Linked DNA regions of Homo sapiens: region 2 is linked to region 1. Evidence: chromatin loops called from intact Hi-C (ENCODE). Cell type or tissue: IMR-90. All regions are shown on one strand.

Region 1 (2,500 bases):
ATTTCAATTTCCCAGGGTACATTTTTAACATTTTTTTGCTATGTAACCTGATTACATTAGTGTAAATGCATCTTAAAACTTTATCCTGGTCCAAATATTCTTGCCCCATCTCATTCAAAAGAAAGGGGGGAAAAAGACAATGTGATGTCTAATTTCTAGGGGAACTGTTTCTGTCTCCCTAAGTACCTTAGTACCGTGGCTTCCCTCTCCTCTCCTCTTCTCCTCACCAAAGTTTAGTAAATTCCCCAGCACCCAGCAGAGTCCTAGGGAGTATGTGAGAGTCCAACCACAAGAGTTCCCTAAATTTGAGCTTTAAGGGGATGAGGGGAGGTTGTCACTAGGGTCATATTAAACTTCATTTTATCAAAAAAAGTAGATAGGCCCAGCCTAAGCCCTTCCTGGAGTTTTAGTTTAGCCACATCATGGACAAAATTATTTTCATGATGTATTCTTTCATTCAAGACATCATTTATTAAGTGGCTCTTTTCTCAGGGAAGAGGCCCCTGGAAGGAAAACCAGCTAAATCACTTTAAAACATATGCATTACTGCTTATATTACTTTACCTACTCATTCATCCCTTTATTCATGAAACATTTATTTGTATGCCATCCCTAAGAAGGAATACAGAGATACACGCAAACACACTAACACACTATCCTCCTGGGAGTTCACAAATACCCACTGAGTATCAGGTACACAGTAATAGGCAGCCAGCTTCCAGAAGCCCTTTATTTATAGATATGTGTGTGTGTGTGTGTGTGTGTGTATGTGTGTGTGTGTGTGTGTGTGTGTGTGTACATACAATTAGGGAACAGTAATAGGTATCTTCATATATAACTGGGGGACTCACCACCCAGTGTGCCTGGGACTGAGGAAGATTCCCCGGATGTGGAATGTTTGGCACTAAAACCGGAAAACTCCCTGGCAAACGGTGAACTCGTCATCCTCTTAATACAATTATAACATACCTAATTAGGCTTTACAATCACCCCAAGGGCTATTTATTCTTTCCCCCTGAAGAAAATGAGGCTCAGTGAAGTCACTGGTAGAGCTAGGATTTGACTGTTGGTTTATGCAAATCCACGGCCCATGTGTTTCCCACCACCCTTGTTTCTGAAATGAGAGAGAAAACGTCCCACAGCCCTTGACAGGCACGCCAAACCACCACTACAATGTTCTGAGCCACTTCCCTTCCACTGCTCTCCTGACCACCCCCACCACTCTTCACCGCAGACTTCCCACAGCCAGGATTTCATCTGCTTGGCAGTTGTTTGCAGATAGTGTGTAATCTCTCTGTCATTGCAAGACTGAATTGTACAGCAAGTCGTTTAAACCTTTATAGGAATAAACGTCTCCCTCAACAGAAATCAGGGCACCATTTTCAAGCACAAGAAACACACTTTGCACTAGACTTTATTCACATCTCAAATACTATACACTCAAGCTAGCAATCTATAGGAACTCACTGGGATTTAAGAGTTCAACAGACTAGACTTTCAAAGACACGGTAAACTTTAAAGCAGGCCTTCAAAGAATAAAGATAAAAATAAAATAGACCTTCGAAATTTATCTTACTTAAGAAACATAATTCAAAATGTTAAGGTCACATTCCAACAGAATGTTTGGTCTTCTACAATCTTAGCTGTAACCACTGTTGGCACGCCAATTCCACCAAAATCATGTCTATGGTTTGTAGAGAGTTTCAGGCAACATGCACACACACACCTGCAACCAGTCAGTGCTTAAAACAATAGCTCTCACTCCAAAATTCTATCACAGTTGCACTCTTGGTGGAGGGAGGGGGATTCAGCCAAATAAAGATACCACCTATGTAATTTCCTTGCCACCAGCGTAGAACAGAGCCTCCAGACTTTGTATTTATGTTTTGCTCACATTCTTCATGAATAAAGCGTGCCTCAGTGATCCTCAAATTAACTTTCCACTTGCATAATTTCAGCATTAAAAAGGGACTTTAAGGCCAGATCTTTCACAAGGCCTTTGTGAAACCAAATATAGGCCAGCCTGTGTCTCCATGCTACTGTGATTACTGTATTTGCTACTTAAAGGTCTTGTGCCTCTTGAAAATGGGGTTGGGGGAGAGAGAAAGGCTAAGAAGGGCCTTTCAAAGGCAAACACAGTAGAGGCATTCAACACACCCATGGGGGGCAGTTAATATGAGTCTGGCTACAGGAGCGCTCTCTGACAAAGGCGGCTCTCTGACCAAGTGCTGGATGCTCGCTGGCTGCAGCAATAGCTGCTCCAGAGGCTTTTATGAACTTGAGAGAGGAACCAGCATTGTGACCTTCAAACTACATCAAAAGTCACCAGGCCCAAGTGACTGAACCTTCTAATCTTTCTAAAGGGGGGGGGGAATGGTTTCAGTTGGGTGCATTTTCAGGCAAACTAAACACTCTCCCAACATGCTAAAGGAAACCACACCCAGAACAGGTTTGGGGGTGGGGGTGGGAGTTGAGGCACTCAAGTTTACAAGGCTCACCC
Region 2 (2,500 bases), 390 kb after region 1:
ATAGGGAATTAAAGAAATCCTTTTAAGTCTACATGATGAAATTATACATGGCCAATAAAAATCATGTTTTAGAAGAATCATTAAGAAGTAGAAGGCTCAAGACCAGCCTGGCCAACATGATGAAACCATGTCTCTAGCAAAAATATAAAAAATTAGCCGGATGTGATGGCAAGCACCTTTAATCCCAGCTACTCTGGAGGCTAAGGCAGGAGAATTGCTTGAATCTGGGAGGTAGAGTTTGCAGTGAGCCGAGATGGCGCCACTGCACTCTAGCCTGGGTAACAGGGCGAGACTCCATCTCAAAAAAAAAAAAAAAAATAAAGAAAGAAAGAAAAGAAACAGGAGGCCGGACACGGTGGCTCACACCTGTAATCCCAGCACTCTGGGAGGCCGAGTGGGGGCGAATCATCTGAGGTCAGGAGTTCGAGACCAGCCTGGCCAACATGGTAAAACCCTGTCTCTACTAAAAATACAAAAAATTATCTGGGCATGGTGGTGCGTGCCTGTAGTCCCAGCTACTTGGGAGGCTGAGACACAAACATCACTTGAACCTGGGAGGCACAGGTTGCAGTGAGCCGAGATCGTGCCACTACACTCCAGCCTGGGTGACAGAGTGAGACTCCGTTTCCAGAAAAAAAAAAAAAAAATAGTAGGTATCAGTCCTGGTCCTGCCAGGAAATAGATGGCATACTCAAACGGAGTGATTGAGAAGACTGACTAATTGCAAGGTGTGGGCAAGGATAAGAAACCAGGGAGCTGATGAAGCACCCCAGGGCTGGCAGCACTAGGGAGCTATTTCCATTCCTAGGCATGAAAGGGCCAGAGGAAGTAACTACCAGCAAAACACTAACACCTGTAGCTCTAGGAGAAGACCTCACACCATGAGCTGTGGATTTAGTAGAAGAATGATGCCTCTTCCAACACACAGCCTGGTGACGAGGGATATCCCAGTCTCTGTCCTCCCACCATCTGATCTCCTATCAGTGCCTTCCACTGGCAGCATTCAACTGGAAGGTAGAGGGCAAAGGAGCTCATTAATGTATCCCATCGTGGTCAGCCTCCCAGAACAGAGGTGGATGGAGGGCAGGAGAATGTGTCTGGAAAGGCAAATGGAGACTACCCAGCAAAATATTTAGTGAAAAACAAAGTATTATAATCCCAAATCTCTAAATCTGTATATGTCATAGGTCAGGTTCCCTAGCACAAAGATTCTGAGATTTGCATGCGGGTTTGTTGTGAAGTGCCCTTGGGAAGAGTGCCTGTGAAAGGAGAGGGAAGCTGGATTGACAGAGGGAGAGGTGAACTGTAATGCAGTTGCAACAGAGACCTTGGCCACTTCTACATCGAGCTCTAGAGCTAGGATGGCCCTTCAGAGTTGTCCAAACTGAATAAAGCAAGAAGACTAGACTTTGGTACCCTCTCAACAACAGATTCTTGGATGCAGGCTGCCCCCCTGAGGCCAAGGTCAATTCCTGGATAGAACCATTAGCAGCTAACACTCCAGGCACTGAGCAACTAAGCATGTCATCGTGAAGGTAGAGGTGGGGATGAGGCTGAGGGAAGCATGCTACAACATCCACTAAGATGTCAGTTAACACATGACTGACTCTGGGTGATAGAATTACACATAAGATTTTTCCTGCCTTAACAAAACTAATTTTCTGTTGTTCCAAGTGTTCTAAAACAAGTATTATATTAGAATACAGAGCAATTCAGGTGTTACAACAGACTTAAATAGTGTATTCCTCTGTCCTACAAAAGTTCAGACAGCAGTCCACAGCTGGTATGACAGCTCAACAACCATCAGAGACACTTGGTCGTTCTATTTGGTTGCTCTGCCACCTTCAATGTATGGCTTCCATCTCACAGTTCAAGATGGCTGCTCCAATTCCTGTCTTCACATTCTGGCAAGAAAGGGGAAAGAAAATAGTGGAGGGCACACCCTTTCCCTTTAAGGGCATAACCGAGACAATGCATGCATTATTTTCATTCACATCTCATTGGTGGCCATACAAGCTTCAAACAGGCTAAGAAATACGGTCCTTATGCTAGGGGGATGTCTTAGTCAGTTTGGGCTACTAAACAAAATACCTTAGACTGGGTACTTTATATAAACAACAGAAACATATTGCTCACAATTCTGGGTGCCAGGAATTCCAAGATTGAGGCACCAATAGATTCAGTGCCTGATAAGGGCCTGTTCCTCATGGATGGTGCCTTCAATGTATCCTCACATGGTAAAGGGGGTGTGAGAGCTCTCCAAGGCCTATTATAAGGGTGCTAACCCCATTTGTGAGAGCTCTGCCCTTATGATCTGATCATCTACCAAAAGGCCCCACTCCCTAATACCATCACACTGGGGAACGGATTTCAACATATGATTTTGGAGGGATACAAACATTCAGACCATAGTAGGGACCATGTGTACAGCGCAAGTTCAGGGTTTCTATTACTAAAGAAAAAAGGGGACAGATGCATGCTGGGAAATAACTGGCAGTTT

The links. A loop is a pair of places that touch in the nucleus more often than their neighbours do. Peaks named below come from ENCODE experiments on the same cell type or tissue, not always from the same donor. Only the 100,000 strongest peaks of a DNase experiment are listed, where the experiment ranks them.
Region 2: it touches region 1 in a loop (9-fold over the local background); 1 of 110 quality-filtered maps calls a loop at or near these places.

The regions. Positions count from the first base shown.
Region 1 is chr2:54,569,844-54,572,343 of GRCh38, reverse strand. The region is part of intron 2 of SPTBN1 (spectrin beta, non-erythrocytic 1); the gene reads right to left. Among named protein-coding and RNA genes, the nearest start is that of SPTBN1-AS1, 12 kb to the right of the region's middle. In IMR-90, no CTCF peak of the experiment used is centred here; a DNase peak (open chromatin) is centred at 1,233; H3K27ac peaks cover 637 bases.
Region 2 is chr2:54,175,724-54,178,223 of GRCh38, reverse strand. The region is part of intron 3 of ACYP2 (acylphosphatase 2); the gene reads right to left. Among named protein-coding and RNA genes, the nearest start is that of ACYP2, 61 kb to the right of the region's middle. In IMR-90, a CTCF peak has its summit at 1,452 (motif pointing left); no DNase peak of the experiment used is centred here.